Linked DNA regions of Mus musculus: region 1 is linked to region 2. The links are chromatin contacts, found by Hi-C or POLR2A ChIA-PET in ENCODE. All regions are on one chromosome and are shown on one strand. Each heading gives the region's core, a stretch centred on a gene start or an enhancer-like site at or near the end of the contact. The rest is flanking DNA. Distances are from core to core; before and after follow the strand shown.

The links. A loop is a pair of places that touch in the nucleus more often than their neighbours do. ChIA-PET counts read pairs that join two places held with the same protein, here RNA polymerase II (POLR2A).
Region 1: a loop to region 2 is called in a map of heart, with 2.9 times the contacts of the local background. The contact joins the enhancer-like site here to the promoter of Ddit4 in region 2. A Hi-C loop is called at or near these places in 11 of 37 maps with a recorded cell type or tissue (Patski, T-helper 2 cell, adrenal gland and 3 more). POLR2A ChIA-PET finds 5 or more read pairs at or near these places in 4 of 5 experiments (Patski and embryonic stem cell).

What each region holds. Positions count from the first base shown.
Region 1 is chr10:59,912,385-59,919,190 of GRCm38, reverse strand. It overlaps Gm40673 (a long non-coding RNA gene), which reads right to left. Exons shown (of 3, transcript XR_871747.2): 2 at 4,038-4,140. Among named protein-coding and RNA genes, the nearest start is that of Gm40673, 6.3 kb to the right of the region's middle. Within about 2 kb of position 2,459, at least 2 of the 3 ENCODE cell types and tissues checked have a DNase peak (open chromatin) inside an H3K27ac peak, as active enhancers do; they include gastrocnemius and heart, where a contact is called at or near this core.
Region 2 is chr10:59,947,233-59,953,648 of GRCm38, reverse strand. Ddit4 (DNA-damage-inducible transcript 4) reads left to right here and starts at 1,879. Exons shown (of 3, transcript NM_029083.2): 1 at 1,879-1,952; 2 at 2,077-2,332; 3 at 2,620-3,974. The coding sequence starts at 2,137. The coding sequence ends at 3,113.

The sequences.
Region 1 (6,806 bases), core at 1,210-3,709, 35 kb after region 2:
TTATTTTTCTACTTTTTTTTTTTTTTTTTTGAAACAGGGTTTCTCTATGTAGTCCTGGCTGTCCTGGTTATGAGCAATGATATGTATGCTTATGTGTATGCTTGCGTGTATGTGTGTGTGAATATATATGTGTGTGTGTGTGTGTGTACATGTGTATGATGTATGAATATGTGTATATATGCATATACATATATGATATTTATGTATATGATGTGTATTTGTATATGTTTATGTTATTTGCTTTTTCAAGACAGGGTTTCTCTGTGTAGCCCTGGCTGTCCTGGAACTCACTCTGTAGGCCAGGCTGGCCTTGAATTCACAAAGATCCCCCTGCCTCTGCCTCCCAAGTGCTGGGATTACTAGTGTGCACCACCACTGCCTGGCTTCCTTGGGATTTCTTTTGTCAGAGTTGTTGGGAATTATGTTGAATCTGGTGCCTCAAACAACAGACATAGGCTGGGCACGTGTCTTGGCTGTTAGAGTGCTTGCTTAAAACACGTGAAATCCCTGCTCAAGCTCCAACACTGCATAGCCTGCCTAGCGGTGCACACCTGTGATCCCAGTCTTTGAGAAGTAGATGGAGGAGGAAGTTCTGGGTTATCTTTGGGTACACTAGAGGTTTGTAGTTAGCCTGGGCTACTTAAGTCTCTGAATGAAACAAAGGAAAAACAAGACCCAGCAACATGCTAACAAGGACTGGCTCCGTCCAAGGTTGTGAGAGAGTCTCTGTCTTTAGCCTTGATCTGAGAGTTTGCTGGCAACCTGTCTCATGACTTGGCATCATAGAAGCGTCACCGAAAAGTCTGTCTATCTCTTCACATGGTATGTCCCCTGAGTCCCTCTTGCACACATACTTACATGTGAATGTCCATTTGACTCATAATGACCTCAGTCTGAACTGTGGCTTCCCTGACGGCAAAGGCTGAAATGCAGTTTGTGGCTTTCAGGGATTTTTCTCACAGTAATGTGTCATGACCTGCTTGCTCTCTGCCTCCCTTCTGTGCCAGGGATGGAACTCAGAGCCTTGCCAGTTCCAAGCAAATGCTCAAAAGCTAGCTATGGCCTCAGTCCTTGTTTTGTTTTTTTGTTTTTTGTTTTTGGTTTTTTGAGACAGGGTTTCTCTGTGTAGCCCTGGCTGTCCTGGAACTCATATTGTAGACCAGGCTGGCCTCGAACTCAGAAATCTGCCTGCCTCTGCCTCCCGAATGCTGGGATTAAAGGCGTGTGCCACCACGCCCGGCCTTGCTTTGTTTTTTTGTTTGTTTGTTTTGTTTTGTTTTTAATTTATTATTAATGTAAGTACACTGTACCTGTCTTCAGACACTCCAGAAGAGGGTGTCAGATCTTGTTATGGATGGTTGCTAGCCACCATATGGTTGCTGGGATTTGAACTCAGGACCTTCAGAAAAGCAACTGGTGCTCTTAACTGCTGAGCCATCTCACCAGCCCCTTGCTTTGTTTTTTGAGGCAGCATTTTACTATGAAGCCCAGGCTGGCCTTAGAGATGGGATCTTACTATGTAGGCCAGGCTGGCCTTGAACTCATCACCCTTGTCACAGCCTCCCAAGTGCTGGGAGCAGAAGTGTGTACCTCCACGAGGTGTCCTACAAATCAGGCTGCTTTATTTATTATTTATTTATTTTTATTTTTTATTTTTTTCCTTTTTCGACACAGGGTTTCTCTGTGTAGCCCTGGTTCTCCTGGAACTCACTCTGTAGACCAGGCTGGCCTCAAACTCAGAGATGCCCCTGCCTCTGGCTCCCCCCAACCCCCCTCCCCCCAGTGCTGGGATTAAAGACATGCAATAGCACTGGCACTGCCTGGCTATCTGTCTGTCTGTCTATCTATCTATCTATCTATCTATCTATCTATTTTAATTTTAAATTAGCTAGTTATAATATTCGAATCTTTCATAGCCAGGGTAATTGCATAGCACTGAGGAGGCTGAGGCAGAGACTGCCCCCTAATGACTGTCTAATCTACTCCAAATCTAATTATTGTTTTTCTTCCTCTGCTTCCCTCCATCCTTAAGCTTTTCCTTGTTTAGCTCATTTATCTGTTTACTATTATCGATTATTATTGCGGTGCCGGGTGATCAACCCCACCACCACCACCACCACACACGCACTCACGCACGCGCGCAATCAAGGCAGTGCTGTCCCACACAACTCAGTTCCCACGTCGTTTTTTTCTGAGCTAAAACCCAGGACAAGGCTTCTTTTATTTTTTCCTGTCTTGGGGTGGGGTGCTCCTGGGGCCCCTCGTGTGACAATGTCTTTTTTTCTCTCTTTTTCTAGGCGTACTGGGCAGGAAGACTTGTTAAGACTGGCCTTAGGACCTCCTAGACTTGTCTGAGACCTACCTCCCTGCAGCTACAGGCAGAAGCGGGGTAGGGGAGGGGCATTGCTCTTGACTGAGGACCGCCCCCTTCGAAGCTGGTCCTATCCCACCCTGGTGTGGCTGTCTGCTGCTATAGTCATGGACCCTTTCTGGGAAGTCTCACGAAAAGGGCAGGAGGAATGCGCGGGGTGCACTAACCTGAGTAAAGGGGCGGCAGGGGCAGGGGCGGGGGCAAGAGTGGGGGTTGGGGTGAGGGTGGCGCTTCCCTCAGTTCTCTGCAAGGCTTGAAGCCTTGGGTTTTAAAAACTAGGTCCTAACAGGCAACAAGGGCATTAACTAGTAAAAGGGGAGAAATTTCTGCAGCAGCCAGTGACCCAGACTGCTTTCCGCCCCCAGCCCCGGGCTTGCTCCAGCTCGCCAGCAAGTTTCAGCCAGTGTGTTTCTGGTTGGGATGGAAGCCAGGGGTCAGATAAAGTCCCAACGTATTTTGCAGCACTGTTGACATTTTGCCCAGTGCCTCTGCTGGTGACAGCTGCCAGGAGCATGTGTTGGGAAAGACTGTCTAGAAGTGGATTTAGTTGGGTTAGAGGGAGCCAGAGAAGTCAGTAGTACCATGAACCCCATTAGGCTACTACCCCAGAATTTCTAGGGTCAAGGTCCAGTCTTATTCTTGCCTTGTTTTCTTCAAGACAACTAACCTTAAGGTTCCATCAGAGTTGCAGGAAGAGGGTTTGTTAGTTATCTCAGCCACGGGGGTAGTAGCCAGAACATACAGATGACAAGACACCGTGTGTCAGAGGACTCTAATCTCTCCCTATGTACTGTCTCATTTAGGCACAGAGGGATAGGGTCACATGAAATCACCGACAACTCAACTAGGTGACTTCAGAACAGAGAGTCACCCATGACTTCCCAGATGGGCTAAACAGGTTCTGAGATGGGCTGGAGAGAGACCAGGGTGAGGTGAGAAGGTGCTTGCAGTAGGTCACGCAATAAGAATGAACAATGAAGCTTGCTGCTCTGTGCGCTAACTTTGATCCCTGTCTGTTTTGAAACAGAGTGTCAAGTCGCCCTAGCTGGCTTTTGAGCTCACTGTGTAGCCAAGGATGCCCTTGAACTTCTGATTCCTCTACATCCACCTCCCAAGTGTTAGGATAAGGGCATACCTCACCACGCCCAGTTCATTCAGTGCTAGGGACCAAACCCAGGGCCAAGCACTCTACCAACCAACCCTCAACGTTAACTAAACGGCAGCAGGCCAAAGGTTTGCACATCCTTGCCTCTGGACCAGCAGCAAGCATTGCACCCAAGGGGACAGAAGCCCAGACAGATGACCCCAAGCCTTGGCAGCCTTTCTTTCCTGGCCCAGTTGGTCTAAGCCAGTTGTTCCAGGTCTTGTGGGAGCTATGTGAGACAGACAGTGGGTTAATGTGCAAGCTGGAGACACCTGCTATGTTGTATATGTCCTACAGCCCAGCCTGTGTCCACAGCCCTGGTGTGAGCCAGCTGGACCCACCCTTGTCCTAGGCCACGTTCAGCCACCCAGGAGCTCGGGTGATAGCCCACAGGTGAAAATGGCTGTTGGGTGTCAGCCTGCCACTTCATTGTTAGCTGTGTGTTCTCATCCACACTGGGTAGCTACTGTGGCACCATAGTTACTATGCTCAGAAGCAGCTCCTGAGCCAGAGGACACTCACCAGGGGACAGTCCTTAAGTGGGGTTTCCTGCGCACAACAGGTTGGGACAACATCTCCACTGTCCTCTTGGAGCAACCAGGCTTGCTCTTTGTTGCTTAAAAACCTTCCCAGAAAGAGACAGGCAACAACATTTACTCCTCAGATCCCAAGACAAACCAAGACACAAATCCACTAAAGTTCACTTTGGAAGACCCCGTGAGTTTATTTGGCTTCTTTATCTAGACTCGTTGAGAGTTCCTTACAGAGGTGTGTGTGCTCCTCCCATAAGGCCACACCTAGAAAGCCTTACCATATGACCTGAGGAATTCCTATCCCCATGCCATCCCAAGGCCTCTTCTAACCACTCTGCAGGGTAAACAGAATGAAGACAGAGTTGCAACAAACAGGTGACTGAGCCAGGCGGTGATGGCACACGCCTTTAATCCCAGCACTCAAGAGGCAGAGGCAGGCAGATTTCTGAGTTTGAGGCCAGCCTGGTCTACAAAGTGAGTTCCAGGACAGCCAGGGCTATACAGAGAAACCCTGTCTCAAACAAAACAAAACAAAAACAAGGCTGGCAAGATAGGTCAGTGGTTAAGAGTGCTGACTGCTCTTCTGAAGGTTCTGAGTTCAAATCCCAGCAACCACATGGTGGCTCACAACCATCTGTAATGAAATCTGTTGCCCTCTTCTGGTGCGTCTGAAGACAACTACAGTGTACTTACATATAATAAATGAATAAATATTTAAAAAAAAAGAAAATAGAAAAAAACAAAAACAAAACAAAACCCCCCAAAACAGGTGACTAAAGCATGTATACTCAAGTGAGGGTCCACTGGTCCTCTCTATTCCTCTCTGTTGAGTGTGCAGACCTTTGACAAGCCCCACTGGGATAATCTTTTGCAAAGGGGTATGGCGGAATGCCCCAAGACGGTGGTTGCTTGGCTTGGAGGACAGTCACTCATGACCCTGTCCTGTCTGTATTCCCTTCTCTTAGCTGTAGTCCAGGCTGGTCTTGGACTCACGATGATTTTCCAGCCTTGCCTCTGGGATGCTGAGATTATAGCCATGCCCTGCTATACCAGGCTTTCTTCTTTTGGTACCAGGGTTTACACCTAGAGTCTGGGGCATGGTAGGTAAATGTTCTACCAGAGTGGAGTGGTTAGGTTAATGTGTACTGTCTTATTTTAAATCGTATTTCTTTAAAATCTACTTTTATTATTTATTGTATTTCACAATAAGGCAGACGTTCTAACCCCTGAGCTATAGCTCTTGAGTTTTTTGATAGCAAGCCCTTTGACTTATGTTTAAGATACATGCAAGCTAGGCATGGTGGTGCATACGAAACACTTGAGAGGCTGAGACAAGAGAAACAGGAGGAGTTCTGCTATGTAGCTAGCTAGCTCTGACTATGTAATATATTCTAGGACAACCTGGGCTACATAAGACCTTATCAGGAAAAAAAAAAAAGCCAAAATTTGGGAGTGTTCAGTTGGTAAAATGTGCATAAAGATCAGAGCTGGATGGAAGAAGTCAGAAAAAGCCAGGTGCTTTGTCTGTAACCCGCTGGGGAGGTAGGGACAGCAGGATCCGGAACTCAGCCTAATTGCTGAGCCTCAGGTCCTAGGGAGAGACCTCTCCCCTAGAAAGGAAGAAGGTGAGGAGTAAATGAGGAGGACTCTGTCAACTTCTGGCTGTGACACACACAGACACACAGACAGACAGACACACACACACACGCATAGACACATAGATACACACATACAGACACACACGCATAGACACACAGATACATAGACACACACACATAGACACAACTTATACAAGATACACACAGACACACATACACAAACACACACACATACACATAGACACAGATACACACACAAACACACACAGACACACACACATATACATAGACACACACACACAAACACACAGCCACACCACAGACACACCTCACCCAGACACACATACATACATACACAAACGCATACACACAAACACACACAACGCATGTGCTTCTCCCCATTTGTACACATGGACACACATACATATGCACAAACAAATACAAGCAAAGAAAGTGAGTTTTTTTGTTTTTGCTTTTAGAGGTACATTCAATACCCCTTGATTGATTGCTTGGCTGCTTGCTTGCAGTGCATGCCAGGCACGTAGAGTTGTATCCCAGTCCCCTTAACGTCATAAATGACAGTCTATGCTGGTGGCCAGCTGGGATTGATTTGCATCAGTCAGTCACATATCCCTTCTTTCCAAGGTGTTAACTGAACTCTTACTGTATCCCAGGCACCTGGGGAGAGGGACGGAAAACACACCGTGTCTCCTTTACAGACTTTCCTGTGCAGAGAGGGGGGGCTCTGGAGGAAAAGATCGGGAAGCAGGAACCAGGACCCCTGAACGAAAGCAGTTTTGTGAAAAGTCTTTGTCTGCAATGGTGACATTAAAAAGGCCATCTCTTTGTTTGTTTGTTTTCAAGACAGGGTTTCTCTGTATAGCCCTTGGCTGTCCTGGAACTCACTTTGTAGACCAGGCTGGCCTTGAATTTAGAAATCCTCCCAAGTGCTGGGATTAAAGGTGTGCGCCACCACCGCCTGGCTAAAAAGGCCATCTCTACGAGGAGCCAATTGATTGAGGTACAGAAAAACTTTCTGTGCAAAGGGAATAGCGTTCGAGAAGGTGTAGGAAGTCTCAGACTTATTCAGGAGTGTAGGTGATGGAGAGGCTGGGTCGGGTGGTGAATACCCAAGGCTTTGAACTGGATGCTATAGGTGA
Region 2 (6,416 bases), core at 630-3,129:
GGGGGGTGTGTCCATAAATGTGATTTTTTTTTTTTTTTTTTTTTTTGGTTTATTGAGACAGGGTTTCTCTGTGTAGCCCTGGCTGTCCTGGAACTCACTCTGTAGACCAGGCTGGCCTCGAACTCAGAAATCTGCCTGCCTCTGCTTCACAGGTGCTAGGATTAAAGGCGTGTGCCACCACTGCCCTGACCATGTGTCTCCCACCTGTAAAATGAGAGTACGTGTGGGAGAGCTTGGATTCCCATCCTTTTGCAGTTCTAAGACCTGGCTGTTCTAAAAGTCAGGCTTTTAATTTTAATTTTAAAAATATCGGTGGTAGGAGCTATGCTTCGTGACTCACTGTCATCCTGGAACTAGGAAGGCAAAGGCAGGAGAATCTCTGGGAGTTCCAGGCCAGCCAGCCGTGAAACTCCGTCCAAAAGATGAAATTGGGCAGTGGGGGTGGGGCTGGAAAGGACAGTGGCCTGACTTCCCTGGCAAGTGTCATGTGTCAAAGCAAACCTGCCCTGTAGCGATGTGATGCTTGCCTGTCTGATCTGGTTTGGTTCCTGCCCGCCGGGCCAGAGTGTCTGATGTAAGTTTGGTCTTTTCTTCCATCAGGGTCCCAGTGTCCTACATTAACAAACCTTTTTATAAAAAAAAAAAACAAAAAAAAAAACAAAAAAACAGGTCTAGTCCGACTGAATCTCCTCCTACCCTAAACAAATCGCTATCAGCCCTAGAGCATCGCTGCCAGGCTATATTTCCTGTTGCCTCGCCTGAATGATGAAACCCCATATGGCTCTTGCATTTGGACTTTTCCAAAGACCTCGGTCCTGGGTTCCATTGAATTGAATTCTCCTGCCACCCCACCCCCCACCCCCGATCCGCCGCTTTTCCCCCCCTTAACACAAAGCATGGGAGGGGTTCTAGGACCCGGCGGACGCCAGGGGCTCTGCCGCAGTGGGTTTGGGAGGCACTTGGCCCTGCAGTGTTCTGTCCCCCTAAGGCCTGCGGGTGGGTCACTGTGTCGGTTTGATGTGAGCCCTTGTTCCCTGGCCGTGGACCAGGCGCTAAGAATCGGAGTCCGTGAACTCTAACTCCTACCCAAACCCTCTGCTAGAGGACAATCTCGAATTGGCAAGCACTTGATGTCCTCCTGAACCTACACCCTGCTCCCCCGGGGCTGCAGAGTAACAGGAACACTGATGAGGGGACGTGGGAGCCGATGGCCCTGAGATGCCTTGTCTTTGGACCTATTACCAAAAGTGCATCGCGTGTCAGAAGCAAAGACAGCGTGGGACTGATGCTCATGGGACAACGGAGTAACGTCTGCCGCCGCGCCACGGTCCCATGGGGCATCCAGTTGTGCGCCCGGTAGTGTCCTTGGCCCTTGGGCTCCCAGAAGCTAGGGGTACCTTTCTCCCCTGCTCAAGCCGCACCAGGTCCCCCAACTCTTCTTTTCAGTGCAGTCACGGGCCGTCCCCTCCCCCAGCAACGCGCCCCTATAATAAACAAGTCTTTCCTTGATCCTCCCCTACCGCGAGCGCCCTCAGGGACCTTGGCAGCTGCTGAAAGCCGCCTCGGATCCCTTCCAGAAAGGGGGTGTGGCCGAAGCTAAGGCGAGGGGAGAGGGGTTCGGCCGGGAGCGTTCTGGGGCTCCGTGGGGGCGGGGCCAGGCCGCTGTCACCAGGCAGGAGAGAACGTTGCGAACGTGCGCCCGGTGCCTATTGGCTGAGGTGGGCCACACTCCCGGGTCTCGATTGGGCTGCGACCTGGAGGGGGCGTGGCCTCGCCGGGAGAGCCCTTATAGGCTGCTGCTCGCTGGTGCTAGGGATCGCAGCAGGCAGGGGGGAGGTGCGAGAGGGTTCGAAGGGACAGGTCCGGGCAGCGATCGGGGGTTGGCACCAGTTCGCTCACCCTTCGAGAGGCAGAGCGCTCTTGTCCGCAATCTTCGCTGACCGCGCTAGCTGGTGAGTGTCCCTCCCGGGTGTGCACATCTTGTCGGGGAGTGACCTCGGCTCTTGGGGCCTCAGAGCCCTCAATCCTGTGCAACGCCGACACTGACGCCAAATCCTTGTCCCTCTTGTCTTTCAGCGGCTTCTGTGCGCCTTCATTCGGACCTTAGCAGCCAGCGTCCTGGCGTCTGACCCCGCCATGCCTAGCCTCTGGGATCGTTTCTCGTCCTCCTCTTCCTCTTCGTCCTCGTCTCGAACTCCGGCCGCTGATCGGCCGCCGCGCTCCGCCTGGGGGTCTGCAGCCAGAGAAGAGGGCCTTGACCGCTGCGCGAGCCTGGAGAGCTCGGACTGCGAGTCCCTGGACAGCAGCAACAGTGGCTTCGGGCCGGAGGAAGGTGAGCACTCAGCCGGGGCCGAATTGGGTTCGGGGATGGGGGGTGGGAGGGGTCCCGGGAGGTGGGTACGAAGCGAGCTGAATCGGCTCAAAGCCACCTTGGCTTCCCACCCCAGCACGAAAAAACAGATTACTCTAGGGTTAGAAGACAAGACTGCGGGGCGGAAACTGAGGCACGGAGTGGAAAGGGACACTGTTTGCTTAGGCAAACTGCACCTCCCCCGCCCGTACAGCTCCTGTGGAAGGCGCTCTAATACAATACCCTTTCCCTGTGTTCTCTCTATCCAGACTCCTCATACCTGGATGGGGTGTCCCTGCCCGACTTTGAGCTGCTCAGTGACCCCGAGGATGAGCACCTGTGTGCCAACCTGATGCAGCTGCTGCAGGAGAGCCTGTCCCAGGCGCGATTGGGCTCGCGGCGCCCTGCGCGTTTGCTCATGCCGAGCCAGCTGGTGAGCCAGGTGGGCAAGGAACTCCTGCGCCTGGCATACAGTGAGCCGTGCGGCCTGCGGGGGGCACTGCTGGACGTGTGTGTGGAGCAAGGCAAGAGCTGCCATAGCGTGGCTCAGCTGGCCCTCGACCCCAGCCTGGTGCCCACCTTTCAGTTGACCCTGGTGCTGCGTCTGGACTCTCGCCTCTGGCCCAAGATCCAGGGGCTGTTAAGTTCTGCCAACTCTTCCTTGGTCCCTGGTTACAGCCAGTCCCTGACGCTAAGTACCGGCTTCAGAGTCATCAAGAAGAAACTCTACAGCTCCGAGCAGCTGCTCATTGAAGAGTGTTGAACTACATCCTGGGGTGGGGTGCGGGGAGGGTTTCTCACTGCCCCCCAAAGTGAAGACAAGGAATTTCTGTGGTGGAGACCCGCAGGCAAGGACTGAAGGACTGTCCCCTGTGTTAGAAAACTGACGATAGCCACCTGAGGGGCGCAGGGCCAGGTGGGGGAAGGAAGTGTTCTCCAGGAAGTCTCTAGGTTGTATGCAGGTGGCTCCCTGTTGGGGCACACGCCCCTCAGTACTGTAGCATGAAACAAAGGCTTAGGAGTCACACAGGCTTCTGGCTGGATGTGTATGTAGCATGTACCTTATTTTTTTTTATTACTGACAAGTTACAACAGCAGTTGTGGGCCAGAGCCAGAAGGGCAGCTGGTCTGCACTGGCCTCTGCCCCGGCTGGGGGTTGGGGGCTGGGGGGGAGGCAGGGGGAGGTGGCCGACAGTTTGTGTATCTTCTGGTCTGAAAGGACCTAGTGTGTTTTGTCATTTGTTTTGTATCTTGGTTTTGGGGGGTGGGGATCGGCGCTTCACTACTGACCTGTTCGAGGCAGCTATCTTACAGACTGCATGAATGTAAGAGTAGGAATGGGGTGGGTGTTAGGATCATTCGGGATCTTCGACACTTGAAACAAAATTACACCTGGGAGCTGCAGCCAGCCCATCCCGGTGCCCATGTACTGGAGGATTCAACTGTGAGGAGAGGGGCTGGGGTGGGGGTGGGGGGCTGGAACCCTCTTTTCCCAGAGGAGTGCCACCTGGGTCTTCCATCTAGAACCTGTTTACATGAAGTTACTCGCGGTTCATGAATACACTTGATGTTCAAGTATTAAGACCTATGCAATATTTTTACTTTTCTAATAAACATGTTTGTTAAAACACTTGAGTCTCATCGGCGCCATAAATGAAAAGGGAGAGTGGTGGGTGCTGGTCACAAGTTTCATCAGATTTCAGGGGCCACTTGTGTGTCCCCTGACTGCCTGGTAACTGCCATCAGAGCTCCTGGACTGCCTGGCAACCTGGGAACTGTGCCATCAGAGCCAAGGTCCCTCAGTTCTGCTGAGTGGAGCTACCAGGAGAATGTGCTGGAAAGCACCCGAAGGTGAAAGATGAGTCAGACCTCCCTGGAAGTCTGAGTCTCTACAAGGAGGGTTACCTTGCTCTCCAGGTGAGAAGGCCCAGTCTCCTTAGCCTAAGGCCTTTTCTCTGAGGAAAAGTCTAGACTGATGTGGTACATAGTCAAGGGTATGGTTTTATCTCTGGGTATAAAAAAAGGTTAAGAGACCTTTGCAAAAGACAATTCAGTTTAAACCTCTCCCTAGGCAAGAAACCTAGGCTCAGGAGATGTGGCCCAGGCAGGAGCAGAGACCATACAAAGGCAGGGGGATGACGAGGGTGACCCCTGACTTCCTTCCCAGACAGAAGGCTGGAGTTGGGTTTCTTATCAGAAATGTTGGAGTTGAGCCAAGAAGGCCAAGGCCTTTCTCACTTGTCCCCGACTCCAGAGTCCACCCACACCAAGTGGCCCTTGGAGAATGACTGTCTCCTTTGTTTCTCTTCCTGATCCCAGACTGCCTTTGTGTGCCCCAAGACTGTAAAAAAACGGTTCTTGGTTTTGCATCCTTTTGGAGGGCTTAGTTAGAACAGTTCCCTCAGGCTGGGGATGTAGCTCAGTGTAAAGTACTTGCCTGACAAGTAAAAGACCCTAGACTTATCTCCACATCTCCCACCAACCACAAAGGAAAGCCAGATCCTTCCAGTGAGCTGAAAGCAGAGACTAAAAACATCTGGTTTTCCTCGGGGATTCTATCCAGGACCTGACCTTTGGGGTAGCCCAGGAGACCCACATCTCTTTCATAGAATCCTCAGAGCTTATTCCCCAAAATGAGTAAACCTGAGTTAGAAGCCAGGTGTGACAGTCAATGTACAACCGGAATCCCAGTACTTGAGAGGCGAAGGCAGGGGGATTGCCATGAATCCAACCTATATAGTGAGCTTGAAGCTAGCCTGGGCTGTAGAGTCAACTCCAGACTTGCCTGGACTAGTCTAGATGAGTTTGAGACCAGCTATAATAACATAGATTCTACTTCTCTCAAAAATAAAGTAAAATAAAATAAAGCAAGGGAAGGAGGGTGGGAGGGAGGATACAGACAGCCTCACCTATCTTAGGGTCCCTCTTAGTAACCATCCTAAGAGGGGTAGGTTGGGCAGGGGTGTTCTGTAATGTCTTTGGGCATGGAGAATGACCATCTCTTCAGACAAAGGCTGACCCATGCTCACTCAACCTGAGGGTGCAGCCCACCCCCACCCCCCTTTAGCTGACAGATGCTGTTCATAAAACTGAGACTATGACATTGCTTGCTCCTCTGTGTTCCTAACCCCAAGCAAAAGCCAGGAAAGCCACAGCCAGCCCTTCCCCTGCCTTGGTATCTCCAGGTCTGAGTGGGTCCTTCCATTTCAAAGCTGGTCAGATGGAGGTAGGAGGAAGGACTGCTTTCTTAGAACCAGTGTGACCCAGAAGCCTAAAAGCCGGCTCAGCACCAGACTCTACTCTCTCAAGTAACCTCTGCCAGGGACATGGGCCTCTCTGCCTTTCCTTTAAAACCCAGAGAAAAGTATCAGCCTTCTAGGTCTCTCCTCTGCCTCCCCCCCCCTGCATCCTTCACAATGGCCATGTTGAAATCTTGGCAGTCCTAGATGTTATTGTATCTGCTTCCAGCCCTGCGGGGTGCTCTAAGGTTCCTCTGGTGTATAGTGTCAGAATCATCAAATACCCACTCTCCCTAGGCTCAGGGAACACTAGGGCCTTCCAGCCTCGTGAGGAGAAAGTGCAGAGGAGTGTACTTGTTCTGTATGCCTATCAGCTAGCTTAGGGAAACAGTACAGGCTTTGGTGCAAAGGATTGAACCCAGAGCCTTATCCATGCTAGACATCTATCTGCTTTGCTAGCTGAGCCTAATCCCCAGCCCGGGAGCTCTCAGAGGAGGTCTGTTCTTTGTAGCTAGAGCTGCATGATTTAGAAGTGATGAGCTCTGGGTTCAGACCCTGACTCAGACATTTTGTAGCGGATAAATGAAAACAAGTCACTTGATCTTTGTGGTCTGTAAAGAGGTGATGACATTGGGAAATGACTCTGAAGAGGATGTCACTGGGCTCCACTGTGGGCAGAAAAAAAAGCCAGCTCTGGGTTCGAGCAGTCCTAGGGCTAGCTATAGAACAAGTCCCCTTCCACGGGGACTCCTTGGCTCTCTGCTCTTGTTTTCCTCTTACATCTTTTCAAATGTCAATATTTAAAAAAACAAAACAGGGGGCTGGTG